Linked DNA regions of Homo sapiens: region 2 is linked to region 1. Evidence: chromatin loops called from intact Hi-C (ENCODE). Cell type or tissue: IMR-90. All regions are shown on one strand. Each heading gives the region's core, and the rest is flanking DNA. Links, peaks and the distances in the headings are about the cores only.

The links. A loop is a pair of places that touch in the nucleus more often than their neighbours do. Peaks named below come from ENCODE experiments on the same cell type or tissue, not always from the same donor. Only the 100,000 strongest peaks of a DNase experiment are listed, where the experiment ranks them.
Region 2: a loop joins it to region 1, with 4 times the contacts of the local background. A loop is called at or near these places in 16 of 110 quality-filtered maps.

What each region holds. Positions count from the first base shown.
Region 1 is chr9:113,452,111-113,459,880 of GRCh38, forward strand. It overlaps a transcript of RGS3 not described here. Among named protein-coding and RNA genes, the nearest start is that of RGS3, 7.7 kb to the right of the region's middle. In IMR-90, for the core only: no CTCF peak of the experiment used is centred there; a DNase peak (open chromatin) is centred at 3,341; H3K27ac peaks cover 2,254 bases.
Region 2 is chr9:113,561,735-113,569,504 of GRCh38, forward strand. The region is part of intron 17 of RGS3 (regulator of G protein signaling 3); the gene reads left to right. Among named protein-coding and RNA genes, the nearest start is that of RGS3, 100 kb to the left of the region's middle. RefSeq lists enhancers at 2,726-3,447, 3,448-4,168, 3,595-3,889 and a silencer at 3,872-3,951. In IMR-90, for the core only: a CTCF peak has its summit at 3,880; a DNase peak (open chromatin) is centred at 3,247; H3K4me3 peaks cover 1,771 bases; H3K27ac peaks cover 1,436 bases.

The DNA.
Region 1 (7,770 bases), core at 936-5,935:
ACCTCAGCCTCCCGAGTAGCTAGGACTACAGGCATGCACCACCATATCTGGTTACTTTTTAAATTTTTTTTGTGGAGATGGGTCTTGCTATTATTTATATACACAGGCTGGCCTCAAGCCATCCTCAAACCATCCCTTCACCTCGGCCTCCCAACATGCTGGGATTACAGGCATGAACCACTGCACTCAGCCTGTTTTTTTTCTTTCAATACATTAAAGATATTGCTTCCCTGTCTTCTGTCACATAGTTTCTGATGAGACGTCTGATGTCATTCTTATTTTTGCTCCTGTGTATGTAATGTGTAGTTTTTTTTTTTTTTCTGGCTGCTTTTAAGATTTTATCTTTTCACTAGTTTTAAGCAATTTGATCATGATGTACTTTTAGGTTTCTTCACGTTTCTTCTGCTCAGAGTTCATTGACCTTCTTGGATTTGTGGGGTTTACAGTTTTCATCAAACTTGGAAAAAGCCCAACCACTATTTCTTTAAATATATTTTCTGTCCCCTACTTTCTTCTGGGATTCCAGTTATTATACATATCTATTCCAGTTAATAATATGTGTCTATTAGGCTGCTTGAAGTTGTTCCATAGCTCACTGATGATCCATTTATTCATTTATTTTGGTCTTCTTTGTGTTTAATTTTGGGTGGTTTCTACTGCTGTGTCTTCGAGTTCACCGATCTTTTTTTGTGCAATGTCTAACCCATTGTTAATCCCACCTTTTGTGTTTTTTATCTCAGGCATTATATTTTTCACCTCTAGTTGTTCAATTGGGTCTTTTTATATATATAAATATATATTATATATTTATATATAATATATAAATAAAATATATTTATATATGATATATAAATAAAATATATTTATACATAATATATAATATATAAATATAAATATATATTATATTTTATATATAATATATAATATATATAATATATAATATATAAGTATACATTATATATATTTATATAATATAGAAATATATTTTATATAAATTTACATACTCATTATATGATTATATAATATACTCATATGATTATATAATATACTCATATGATTATATAATATACTCATTATATGATTACATAATATACTCATTATATGATTACATAATATACTCATTATATGATTACATAATATACTCATTATATGATTACATAATATACTCATTATATGATTACATAATATACTCATTATATGATTACATAATATACTCATTATATGATTACATAATATACTCATTATATGATTATATAATATACTCATTATATGATTATATAATATACTCATTATATGATTATATAATATACTCATTATATGATTATATAATATACTCATTATATGATTATATAATATACTCATTATATGATTATATAATATACTCATTATATGATTATATAATATACTCATTATATGATTATATAATATACTCATTATATGATTATATAATATACTCATTATATGATTATATAATATACTCATTATATGATTATATAATATACTCATTATATGATTATATAATATACTCATTATATGATTATATAATATACTCATTATATGATTATATAATATACTCATTATATGATTATATAATATACTCATTATATGATTATATAATATACTCATTATATGATTATATAATATACTCATTATATGATTATATAATATACTCATTATATGATTATATAATATAATAAATATATATATCTTCCATGTCTTTACTTCACATACTCTTTTTTTATTTTTATTTTTAAACAGGGTCTTGCTCTGTCACCCAGGCTGTGATCATAGCTCACTGCAACCTCGAACTCCTGAGTTCAAGCCATCCTCTCATGTAGCTAGGACCACAGTCATGTGCCACCATGCCCAGCTAATTTTAAAAGTTTTTGTAAAGATGGGGTCTAAGTTGCTCAGGCTAGTCTCAGACTCCTGGCCTCAAGCCATCCTCCTGCCTCAGCTGCTCAATGTGCTAGGATTACAGGTGTGAGCCACCATACCTGGCGTACTTAACATGTCATTTCTCGGTTGGTTTCTATTGATTTTCTCCTTATTATGGTTCATATTTTTTTCTGCTTCTTTGCCATACCTGTTCACTTTTTATTAGATACCAGATTTAACAAATTTTGCCTTTTTGGGTTCTAGATATTTTTATATTCTTACAAGTATTCTTTAGCTTGTTCTGGGATGCAGTTAAGTTACTTAGAAACAGTTTGATCCTAGCTGGGTGCGGTGCATGCCTGTAATCCCAGCACTTTGGGAGGCTGAGGTGGGTGGATCACTTGAGGTCAGGAGTTTGAGACCAGCCTGGCCAACATGGTGAAACCCTGTCTCTACTAAAAATACAAAACTTAGCCAGGTGGGGTGGTGCACACCTGTAGTCCCAGCTACTTAGCAGGCTGAGGCATAAGAATCACTTGAACCTGGGAGGTGGAGGTTGCAGTGAGCTGAGATCTTGCTACTGCACTCCATCCTGGGCGACAGAGCGAGACAGTATCAAAAAAACAAAACAAAACAAAACAAAACAAAAACCAAAATCAAAAACAGTTTGATCCTTTTGGGTCTTGCTTTTAAACTTTTTTTTTTTTTTTTTTTTTTAGATGGACAAGTACAGCATTTAATCTAGGGTTGATTATTCCCCACAACTGAGGGAAGACCCTTCTGAGTATTCTATCTAATACCTCCTAAGGAATTAGAAGGTCTTTCCACTCTGGTTGATGAGCTTAAGAACTATTCCTGGCCCTGTGTGAGCTTTAAAGATTGTTCCCTGTAATTCTTTGGTGGTTCTTTCCCCAGCCTTGGGATACTTTCCTCAAACCCATGAGCTCATTAGCACTTAGCTGAAGTTGTGAGTGGGGACTCTCTGGAGACCTCTGGGGCCCTCTCTTTGTGTGACTGTCTCCTCTCTGGTACTCTGCCTTGGAACTCTAGCTGCCTTGGCCTCCCGAACTTCTCAGTTCAGGGATTTGGAGTTGGCCTGAGTTCCCTCTCCCTTTTGGAAAGTCTCTCCCGGGAATAAGCTGGGCTGATCACAGGGCACAGCTTGTCTCTTTTCTGTTTCTCAGGGATCACTGTCCTTCGTTGCCTGATGTACAATATCTTAAAAACCATTGTTTCATATATTTTGTCCAGTCTTTTAGTTGTTTCAGGTGAAGGGAAAATCCAGTTCCTGTTATTCCATCTTGGCTGGAAACAGAAGTCTATATTGTTTTTTAATTTTGAAAAACTGAGGGCCTCTGGAATGTAGGATTATGCCAGGCCAAGTTGCTCATTATCAGGCCAGGAAAAGCAGCTCTTGAAGAGGCTGAAAGGGCTTCCAGCCTAACTGCGAGGGTGCTGAGTCATTCTAGCAGAGACCAGGCACTCTGCTTTTCTGGCTCTTATCAAGTCTTTAGCTTTTATCTTTGGACTCAACTTACTAGTTCACATTCCTTTGGTGGTGAAGGTTTGGTCTCTTCCACTTTGAAGCAGTATCTCTCCGCTTACACTTGAAATCTTGAATCTTTTACTTGGTTCTCTTTAGTCCCTGTTTGTGTATTTAGGTCACTAGAGGCTTCTACATCTGGGGCACATTAAAGTTCCTCAGTGGTATTTACAGCAACCAGCATCTGTTTCTGTAGAGAACAATTAACCCAAAGATACCACCTTGTTCTACCTTGAAGATGAATTACAGAGACACTTTTAAAAGGCAAATCCTTCATTTCAAGGGTGAATAAAATACCACTTAACAAAGCATTCCAGCTGGTTAAATTTAGGACATGAAAAAAACCTGACCCAAGAATATCGTCTGGCTTTGAGTCCAGGGTGTTTTTCCTTTTAGAGTAAATTTGGTACCTTTTCATTCATGTGAAGTTGTTGCCCCCCAGCATTTTATTCTGGGATGAAAGGTCAACAGGGACTGTCTTGTTGCTAAATCTAATGGACACTTCTCAGTTATTAAACCTACTGGACCTCTTAACAATATTTGACACTGTTGACTATTATTTCCTTCTTAATACATCCCCTGACTTTTCCTTCCCCTTTCAGGCCTTTCTTCCTCTGCCTGTTTTTTCAGTTGGTACTACTCTTGGTTCTGTCCTGAGCTTTCTCACATTAAACATTCCCTGTGGGCTGTCTTATGCATGCTCATGGCCTCACAGGGAATTCCTAAATCTATATTTCTAGCCTAAGTATTTTTTGCTGAGCTTCAGACCATTATGTTCAACTGTTCACTTGACATCTTCACTTGGATGGCACATGGGTCACCCAACCTTAGCAGGCTCACAGTTGAACTCATCCATTCTCCCCTCAGTTCAGCCCTGCCTCTCATGTTCTTCATTTCTGCAAAGGGCACTTCTAAACAATTTCTCAAGCCAGAATTCCTTGCATTCCATCTTCTACTCAATCACCATGGCCTGTTGATTCTATCTCTTTCCATCCCTATTGCCACTTCCCTAGTTTGGTCATTGTCATCTTTTACCTGGATGACCAGAAAAGACTTCTAAGAGCAATTTTTGCTTCCGACCCTCATGTCATGCAAACGCCTCCACCCCTAACCAATTTGTTTTTTTTTTTTTCGTATTCTAGCCAGAGCAATCTTTCTAAAATGTGAATTAAAGGCTGTTGGGATCTTGCTTAAAATATTTGACAACTGCTCTATGCTCTTAAAATAAAGCCCAATCTCCTTATAATAAAATATGCAGCCCTATATGATTTATTTATTTTTTTTTTGAGACAGAGTTTCGCTTTTGTCTTCCAGACTGGAGTACAATGCGATGATCTCAGCTCACTGCAACCTCTGCCTCCGGGTTCAAGCCATTCTCCTGCCTCAGCCTCCCGAGTAGCTGGGATTACAGGCATGCGCCACCACACTGGCTAATTTTGTATTTTAGTAGAGATGGGTTTCACCATGTTGGCCAGGCTGGTCTCAAACTCCTGAACTCAGGTGATCCACCTACCTCAGCCTCCCAAAGTGCTGGGATTACAGGCGTGAGTCACCGCGCCTGGCCGAGGCCCTGTATGATTTGGCCCCTGTTTACTTTCTTGCATATTACTGATTCCCTCACGTTCTAAGTTCCCTGCCACATTTCCCATTGTTCAGTTCCTCAAACGTACAACGCCCCCTCTCACTTTCTGGCCTTTACATGTTTTGTTCTTTCTGCCTGTAACCCTTCCTTCCTCTCCTATACTTGGCTAAATCATACTGCAGGTGATTTTCTTTGGGCAGTCTTCCTTGACCCCCTTTATCATCTTGGTTTGCCTAGCTCCCCAGATTAAGTGAAATGTTATTCTATGCTTCCAGAGGTTGCTGTGTTTCCTCTATTGTAATGCTTACCCAATCTCCCACTTGACTATAAACTCCATCTTTTTCACTGCTATATGTATCCCCAGTGCCCAGTTATAAGGCTCAGCTCCATAGGTGCTTAGCAAACACTTGTTGAATTGAACTTTAATGTGTCAGTAGCCACAGAAGTCTCAGTCCTGCTAGACCGTAGCCTTGCCACTTTGAGCAAGAGGACTGCTGGGAGAGATGGTATTCTATAATGGTTCTCTTGCTGGGAGCTGGATTTTTATTTCCCCACTGTTTATTTACTAGTTTAGCAACCTGATTCAGTTAACAACTCTGCATCTTAGTTGCTTCATATATAAATACAAATGCTTGAACTTTCTGAAAGCAAATGGTGGGCCAGATTTTTTTTTCTTTTTCATTTCCTTGGTTACTAGAAAACCCAGGTAGCTTTTGAGGCAATTTCTATAAGACCTTCAAGAAACAGATGATGCCAATGCAATTTTGGCTATTTCAGAACCCAGGAAAAAAATGAAGATTTGTCAGTGCTAGGTAGGAAGCTAGACAGAGACAAAAACCAAATAAGGTTAGAAACAGGAAACTATAGACAAAAGGTCAAAGGTAAAAATCTCTTCATAGACCAATTTGACTGATGCCTATAGATGTAAAAATACTAATAAAATATTAGCAAATCAAATCCCACAGTGTATGCATGATCGAGTCAGTAGAGACGGGGTTTCACCATGTTGCTCAGGCTGGTCTCAAACTCCTGACCTCAAGCGATCCGCCTGCCTTGGCCTCCCAAAGTCCTGGGATTACAGGCGTGAGCCACTGTGCCTGGCCAAATTCATTTTTTTAGTTAAAAACATTTTACATTTTTCTGGCCATAGAAAAGTCTTTAACTTTAAAAATTTTCACCCAACCATTTGAAAATGTAAAATGCATCCTTAGCTCACCTGTTGTACAAAAACAGGCAGCCAGCCAGATTTGGTTGGTAGGCCATAGTTTGCCAACCCCTGCACTAATATGTTCACTAAATTTGAACCATTTTTGCATCTCTAGGATAAATACCAACTTGATCATGAATATACTGTTGGATTTGATTTGCTTGTATTTTATTAGTATTTTTACATTTATATTCATAAGTCAGATTGGGCTATGTAGAAATTTCAAACTAGCTGTGGGGTATAGATGTATTCTATTTAGCCTTCATAACATTTTAAAACATTTTGAATGAGTTATTAATATTAACAAATTGGGAAATATTACATGGATTATTTAAGATTGCTGGCTTTTCTTTAAAAAAAAGTGACAAAACTGGGAGAATGTTGGCCTAGTTTCGCCACATTTTAATAGATCTGCTCTATTGTATATTTTCTTTCTTTTTTCTTTTTTTGAGACAGAGTCTTGCTCTGTTGTCCAGGCTGGAGCACAGTGGCATTATCTTGGCCCACTGCAACCTCTGCCTCCCGGGTTCAAGTGATTCTCATGCCTCAGTCTCCCGAGTAGCTAGGACTACAGGCGCATGCCACCACACCTGACTATCTTTTGTATTTTTAGCAAACATGGGTTTCACCATATTGATCAGGCTGGTCTTGAACTCCTGACCTCAGGTGATCCATCCATCTTGGTCTCCCAAAGTGTTGGGATGACAGGCATGAGCCACTGCATCCAGCCTCTATTGTATATTTTCTATTTAATTAACTTCTATTCTTACTTTTATCTTTTACCTTTGGTCTATAGTTTTCTGTTTCTAACCTTACTTGGTTTTTGTCTTTGTCTAGCTTTCTACCTAGCGCTGACACATCTTTGTTTTTTCCTATGTTCTGAAATAGTTAAAACTACATTAGCATCATCTGTTTCTTGAAGATCTTATAGAATTAGCCTCTTAAAACTATCTGGATTTTCTATAATTTTGTCGAATAGAGTTTTGGTTTCCTTTTCTATTTTATCTATAGTTAGTGATCTATTAAAAATTTCAAACTTTTTATCAATTTTACTAATTAATACTTTCTAGAAAATCATCCAGTTCCTTTCAGATTTTCAAATTTATACAATAAGGTTGCAGTGGTTTTCTCTTATAATTTAAAATATTAGCCAGCACGGTGGTTCACGCCTATAATCCCAGCGCTGTGGGAGGCCAAGGTGTACGGTTCACTTGAGGTCAGGAGTTCGAAACCATCCTGGCCAACATGGTGAAAACCTGTCTCTACTAAAAATACAAAAATTAGCTAGGTGTGGTGGCGCGTGCCTGTAGTCTCAGCTACTTGGGAGGCTGAGGTATGAGAATCGCTTGAACCTGGGAGTGAGCTGAGATTGTGCCATTGCACTGCAGCCTGGGTGACAGAGCGAGATTCTGTTTCAAAAAAAATAAAAAAAAAGAGGCCGGGCTCAGTGGCTCACACCTGTAGTCCCAGCACTTTGGGAGGCTGAGGTGGGCAGATCACCTGAGGTCAGGAGTTTGAGACCAGCCTGGCTAACATGGTGAAACCACCTTTCTACTAAAA
Region 2 (7,770 bases), core at 1,102-6,101, 110 kb after region 1:
GTGCATTGGTCTTCACGCAATGGAAGCAGTAAAGGAAGACAGCGGAAATCTCACTGTGGTGTGGGCTGTAGGGGAGCAGCCTGTCTCTGGCACCTGGCTGCATCCCAGGCTGTTGCTGCATCCCCCCTGGGGCCTGTCTAAAGACTTGGGCTCTGCTTGGGGGTACTGTATTCCAAAAATAGGAGGTGGGTCCCTGCTGAACCTCGCTGGTCCTAGCCCTGGGAGCTGCTGCCAACCTGTCTGAACAGTGTGGAGTTTGCCTGTGTGGTTGGGCTGTACAGTTCTCTGTGTAACTGATGGGCTCATCTGTTCCATGGGCTGCCCTGCGCCATGGTGCAGGACACAGTGGAAAGTGAAGTGGGCTTCATCTGTAGCCCTGAACTTACTAGAGTGTGACCTTAGTCTCTCTATGCCTCTGCTTACACATCCATAAAATGGGGATATTAGAAATCATATCTGAGGCTGGGCACGTGGCTCTTGCCCGTAATCCCAGCACTTTGGGAGGCTGAGACGGGCAGATTGCTTGAGGCCAGGAGTTCAAGATCAGCCTGGCCAACATGGTGAAACCCCACCTCTACTAAAAATGCAAAAAATCAGCTGGGTGTGGTGGCGCACGCCTGTAGTCCCAGCTACTAGGGAGGCTGTGGCATGAGAATTGCCTGAATCCAGGAGGCAGAGGTTGCAGTGAGCCAAGATCGTGCCACTGCACTCCAGCCTGGGTGACAGAGCAAGACTCTGTCTCAAAAAAAAAAAAAAAAAAAGAAATCATATCTGATAGGGCTATGAGGATTCAATCAATCAGTCCATCAATCAGTAATCAGAAAGTGCTTAGAGCAGTGCTGTCATGTGTCAGATAAGTGTTTGTTATGTATGAAATATGTGGATCAGTGATTGGGGCCCAGTTCCTGAGTACCCGGGTGCTGACCCCTGGGCCTGTGGGCCACCTAGATCTTACCACTCTCTAGATCCCAGTTTCTCCTGTACTGAACAGCACCATCATTTATGTACCTCTGAGAAGCACTGGGATGTGGTGAACAGAGCACTGGACTGGGAGTTAGCAATCCCAGCCCTGCCACTCAGTTGCTGTGTTTCCTTGGGAAAGTTACTTTCCCTCTCTGGGCCTCAGTTTCACTGACTGTAAATGGGAAACAACAGTGAAAGATCTCCAAGGGCCCTCTGGCTTAGAAAGCCTGGCTGCCAGTGACTCCCCTATCCTGCCCTAGGCTATACACTGGGAGGCCCCCCAGCCCTGTTGATTTGTGTCTGGAGCTATGGGAGGCAGAGGGCAGTGGCTGCCCCAGGGCTCCTCCAGCCATGGGATGCTCTCCTATCCTGGCCTGGCAGGCTCTGGGCCTTGGGGCACTGAGCTGCTCTACCCTTTCCTCACCATGCTATGGTCCAGAGCATTGATGAATGTATTCTGGACTCGTTCTGGACTCAGCACACTGGGTTGGCAGAGCTGCTTTGCCCATCACAGCATAGGGCGTAATTTTGGAGTCATTAGTCTCACTCCATGGCTAATGTCTGCCTCCCTCACTGGACTGTCAGCTTTGTGAATGCAGGGCCCTGCCTATTGGTTCTCTGCCAATCCCCAGGGCCTAACACAGAGCCTGGCACAGAGTCTATGCTCTGTAACTGTTTGTTGATTGAAAGAAGGTGACAACTCAGCTGAAGCTCGAGGGCACCTCTGACGTGAAGGAATCCTATATTCAGGCTCCCCACCCTAAGAAATCTTATCCCACACACCAGAAATTCCATCCTAGAAACCAGCCAGCCTCATTGGTGATTGTTTAGCTCCATCAGAATTGGCCATCTCTTGAGACTCACCTCCTTAGCTTCCCAGGCCAAGGGTGAATCCTGCTTTTCAGGAGCCAGCAGGATGACAGCCTTCCAGTCTAGAAGGTTCCTAGGCCCTGCAAGGACTGCCTTGGTTCTGCCCCCAGGGACAAGATGAAACACTGGTTGGAGTTTGTAAGTGACCAACTCAGAGGAGGGCTATTCTGAGTCGACCCGATAAAGAATGTTTTCTTGTAGCAGTGTGCATGTATATGCTTGTGTATGTGAGAGAGTCAGGAATACAGAGTCAGAGATAGACAGGGGCAGGGATACAGGCAGAAACATCCCGAGACCCTGGGGGGTCTCTACCATAGGGAGAGAAAGAGACAGAGACACCGTGCTTCAGCCTAGGTGGCCAAGGTGGGTGGGGTGGGCATGGGAAAATAGAGGCTCCTTCTGTCCATTTTTTCTGTGCCATCATCCCAGGATGCCTGCTGCTCTGGTGGGAGCCAGCCACAAGTTGGGCATTCCCAACTTGGGCCTCAGGGACAGCCCAGGGTGCATTTGTCAACATCATGACAAACTGCAGCACCAGAGAACAGCTCTGTGCTGGCACAGCAGCATCTTGCAGTTGTCTGGCTGTATGGTGGTTAAGAGCGGGCATGGTGAGTAGGAGCAACTAGTTTTCAGTCCTGGCTATACAGACAACTGGCTATGTGACTGTGGGCAACTTCCTTTGCCATTCTGTACTTTGGACTCTTCATCTGTAACTGGGGTAATCATAGTCCTCCCCTCCTCACAAGCTGCTGGTGAGGATTCAGTGAATTAATGCAGGCAGAGCTCTGGGAACAGGGCCTGGCACGGAGTTCATGCTCAAGAAAGGGTAGCCAAGAGCCAGCTCAGAGAATCCTCTATTCATCCCACAGGTGGGCAGGTTAAGGTTAGCAGCCTCCTTTTACAGATGAAGAAACCGAGGCTCAGAGAGGGGAAGGAACTTGCTCAGTGACACCCAATTAACCAGTGCTGGAGCTGGAACTGGAGCTGGGGACCCTCTCCTCCCAGTCCAGGGCTTGTTCCACTGCCCCCGCAGTTCCTCCTTGGGGATGTCTCTGTCATTCAGGGCTGTAACTCTCATTATAGCCAATATTACTGTAACAGGATGTTACAGTCCAAACTGCCCTCCCAGCTGGCTGTCTCCGGGGGAGGAAGCCCCAGGTTCTCTTTCCACATAGGATTCTGCAGAGTTTAGCATTCAAAGATTCAGCTGTGTGCTGGGAAGGGACTGAAGCTGCCACCCCCCACCCTGGGGGCAGTCGCATTCTGGAAGTCAGCGTGTGCTGGCTGCAGGAGCCTGGGTTCAGTTGCAGCCTCCCACTGGGACAGGAACAGCGTCGGGGTGGGGGTGTGACAGGGAAGCCTCGGTGCCTCGGTGATTGGCTTGGTCTTGCAGGGAGCGGCTGCCAGCAGGCCGGCTGGAGGCGGCTTTGCGCTGCCCCAGCCTGGGAGCCCTCAGGATGTGTGTGGGGTGGAGCCTGCTAGGGATCCCAGTGCCAGGGGGTGCCGTTGTGAGGGATGGACGCCTCTCCCCCGGAGCAGCACTTTGGGGCCAGCTTGGGCCCTGGGGATGAGCCACAGGGGACCCACAGCCTATGCGTGTGAGCATGTAACCCGGGAGCCAGCTGGGCCCCTCGCGGGGTGGGCAGAAGGACGGGCTGGCCCAGGACCCTCTTCTTTGAGACATCCCGGACTCCATCTCGGATGAAAGTGCTTTGAGAAACCACAGAGTTTTCTGTTTAATGGAAGAAAGAAATCCAGCCTCTCTCCAGAGTGGCGGTGGCCGGCTAGACAGGGTGTGTGTTTGGGAAAGGCGCTGGAGGAGGAGGAAGAGGAGGAGGACAAGTAGGAGGAGGAGGAAGAGGAGGAGGGACGGGTGATGCAAGGGTTTTGAAAGCGCTACCTAGATGTGGGAGGTGGAACCTGGTCATTTGGTTCTGCTTTTCCTAGCAGGTATCGCTCCCCTGGGGAACTTGGGTAAGTCCATAAATAGCTCTGCTGACACAAAGGAGCTCTGTCTGGGGAAGGCAGCCGCTTGACACGGCCGCCAGGAGCTGCCACAGCCACGGCCGCCCGCCTGCGGGAGGAGCCGGGTGGAAACCTGGGCGGGCGAGCTGGCAGGAGCGGCAGCCAGGAGTCGCCTGGGTCCCTGCTGGAGTATGCTGGGTAGGTACCTTGGTGACAGGACTGTGTGTGTGGTGGGCGGGCATCCAAGCCACCCTGTGCCCCTGTTTCTATTGTTTCTTCCCCAGGGCAGCCATTGATAGGCATGTTGCAACCAAACCATTTGTGCTCTGTTCTGAGATAGCTCTGTGTGTGTGTGTGTGTGTGTGTGTGTGTGTGTGTGTGTGTCTGTCTGTCTGTCTGTCTCAGGGGCTGGGAGCCCTGCAAGTTTTGGGGGATGCTTCCTCTGTTGGCTGCTCCCCACTTCTAGGCTGGACAGCCAGCTTTTCTTTCTCAGAGAAACAAGAAATGTTTGGTGGCCAAAAAGTCGGGACACTGCATGGGAGGGGAGCGCTCAGCCAGCAGGGTTGGCTATTGTATCAGGGGTGCTGGCCGCACACCAGGCACCAGGGATGGAAGCTCGTGTCTAGTTTCACTGGCAGGGGAAGAGGTGGTCTCTGGAACTAGTCTCAGCGGGTTGCCTTTGGTCCCTGAGACGGCCTCTGCTGAAACGTCCACTGGAAGCACAAGCAAAGATGCTTTGCCTCTGACCTCCAACCCCATGGGAGAGGGCCTGCACCTGCTCCCTTGGCTCCAGCTGAGACCCATCAGGCAGGGGGTGGTGGTAGAGACAGGCTCACACCACAGAGCTGGCCACTGTGAGCAGACAGAGGCTAATTCTTTTCCCAGCCTGGAGGGTCCACATCTCTATTCTTGTTCCCAGGTGTCCAGGAAGAACCCTTGAACCCTAGGACTCAGGGCAGGAGGATAAATCTGGACCCAGAAAGGGGAGGAGCCTTGTCCAAGTTTGAGCAGCAGGTCTGTGGCTGAGCAGGGACCAGGATAGAGAACTTCTGCCTCCTAGAACAGCAAGAACAGGACATGTGGGAAACCATTTCCCTGACCTGAACTAAGTATTATAATTCAGCTTCAAATCTGACCTTCCTGACCTGAGAGGCTTGGTACACCAGGCCCCACAGCGATGCTTGAAAACTTTCCACATCCTGCTGCCCTCAGGCCTTCTGGCTGGGTGGCTATCTGGCGTCCTCTCCCAGTGCTAGAGTGGGTACATCTCCTCAAGGGAAGGAGCCGCAGAGGCTGCCCTGCTGGTGCCTGTGGGATCCCAGCCAGGGCACTGCAGGCATAGTCAAAGTTTCCACCAAGGCCCCTTGAGTCCTCTGTGCCCAGCCAAGGGGCACCTCCCCTCTTCCCCAGCCCTAGCACATGGTGTGGCTTAGCCTAGGGCAGGCCCTTCAGGGAGCCGAGTTCCACAACAGGGCTCACTGCAAGCCCAGACTGGCTTCTGAGAAGCAGGCAGATTGTGAGGATGAGGCAGTTGAGGCAAGTGACCACTCCTCGTGAGAAGTCTCCAGGGCTTTGAGCCAGAAATTGTTGATGGGACTTCTGATTATAAGTATGTGGTATCAGTGAAATCATTGCACTTCCAGGCTTCCTTGCCTTTGCAAATGCTGTTCCAGCTGCCTGGAAACCCCTCCCCTCCCCTCCCCTCCCCTCCCCCTCCATGTCTTATTTTATCCAAACTTCCACAACTAGAGCAAATACTCCAGCCAGAATGAGTCTGTCCATTGGTGGTGGCACCCATGGATATTGCTTTGTGTCCTATGTATGCAGAATCTGGGCCTTATTCATTCCTTAGTCGCAAGGACCTGGCCAGGGGCCTGGGGCATGGTTGGAGAGGGGCGTTGCATTGTCCTGGCTAGGGCAGGTTTTCTTTGAGGACAAACAGTGACATGCAAGTCAGCTGTGTCCGCCCATCTCCTAGCTCTGTGCCTGGCATAGAGGGCCTGTCGGGGAGCCCCTTTAGGAGAGGCCTAGGCTCTGAATGTCAAAGTTGCATCCATAGGGCCAAGGGATGGGGCTGGGTTTGATAGGAGGTGAGGCGGGGAGAATTTTGGCTTCATCCTGGCGGAGACCATAGGGAGAATCCACTCAGGGGTCATGCTGGGCTAGGTGGAATTCACAGCATAGCCTGGGCCATGGAGGGTGGAGGGGATAGCCCTGGCTTGTTGAAATGCAATGCTGAAGGACCTTTGCACAGACTACAGGGGATTGGAGCTCAGCTCCCTGGACCCTCTTGGGATGGTGCCAACCAGAGTAGGTCTGGGGTTATTGATCCTCAAGCCAGTGGTCTGTGTGGCTCCCTCAGAAGAGGCACAGCTGAAGAGAGAGTGCCTATCCCCAGCTGGGTCCCTGGGGGCCTTGAGAGCTGCTTCCCATTGGCCTCTTAAGGCCCTGGAGATGGCAGTCTCTTTGCCTTCTATTAGGTTGGTGTAAAAGCAACTGCGGTTTTTGCCATTAAGAGTAATGTAAAACCGCAATTACTTTTGCACCAAACTATAGATAGATAGATAGAGAACTGAGGCAGGAGAGGAAGGACACTTGCCTGAGGTGACATGCGACTCAGCAGGAAATCAGGGACAAGAACTCAGGTTCCCCTGCCCAGGCCTCTCTGTACTGCACCAACTGGATGTCTCAGAGTATCCAGGTTTCATCTTGGGGCTCTCTTTCTGGACTCACCAGTGACATGTCCCTTTTGGACCTTCGGGCTCACTGACTAGAGCCCTGCTATCCTCTGGGAAAAGCAGCATGTGCAATAGACAAAGCCCCTTGGTCGGTGGGCTGGAGACTGCGGCACCTTCTCGTCCCTTCTTACTGATGATTTCAGGCAAATATGCCTTGTTTCTCACCTCAGTTTCTCCTTTGTAGCAACTAGGGACTGGACCAAGTACTGCCAGGTGCCTTCCAAATATCCAGTTCTCTGATTCTTTGCAGGCCGTCTCCTCTTCCTGGCTTCCAAAAGTCAATGGTCAGGGCCAGGGCTTGGTGCAGCAGAGAAGCAGCCCCCAGCCTGTTCCCCAGGCGCCTCTGGGCAGGAGCCTTCGCATGCAAGCTGCAGCCCAAGCCGAAGCTGGGAGGTTTGTTGTTGTTTGTGGAGCCAGGCAGTTTCCAAGATGTCATTGCTTAGGGAAAACCATCATTCCTCCCAGGAATAAACAAGGCTGCTTATGGCTCAGCCCCCTAAGCCTGGAGAAGCTGGAGCCACTCACAGCAGACCAGCCAGGCTCAGCCTCAGGGAGTGCTGCCTGCCCCTGCACAACCAGCTGTACCCTGGCTTCCAGGATTGGAGTGGGGATGGGGGCAGGATGGTGGGAGGTGTGCTAGAGCCATAAGCCTCTTGGGAGATCAGAGCTTCCGGGCACAGATGAGAGGGAAGAGGGTCCCAGGACATGCTCTTCCTTCTGGCAGTGGGCCTAAGTCATCACTCGAGATGTGTGGATAGCTGCCAGGTATGCTCCAGATGGCCCAGGGCTTCTCCCCTCTCCCTGCCCTCCATGGGCCAGCCCGCTTGCACCTGGTACCGTGGCTCAGGCTGCTGCCGGAGAACTGTCAGCGGCTCCCAACTTAGAAAGGGGGGTGTGTATTTGGAACTGGGCATGCTTTTCGCCACATAGCCAGGGCTCTCTGTGGTGTCCTCAGTTACCTCTTACTGGGGTTAGCCTTGGGCAAATAGCAGAGCTCGGGGACTCAGGGAAGGGTGGCAGAGGGTAAGGGAACAAGGAGAGAGGCAGAGAAAGGTCTTGGCAGTGCCTCTGGGGACCACATGGCTGGCAGGAACCTTGACAGCAGGCCGAAGGCAGCCAGGAGAAGGACTGTGGAATGGGAGGTGGCATGGCTATGCCACCCCTCAAGTCAAGGGTTGGAAGCAATGTTCAGCCAGGCCATGAAATCTTCACTTCTCAGACCTCACTTCCTGCA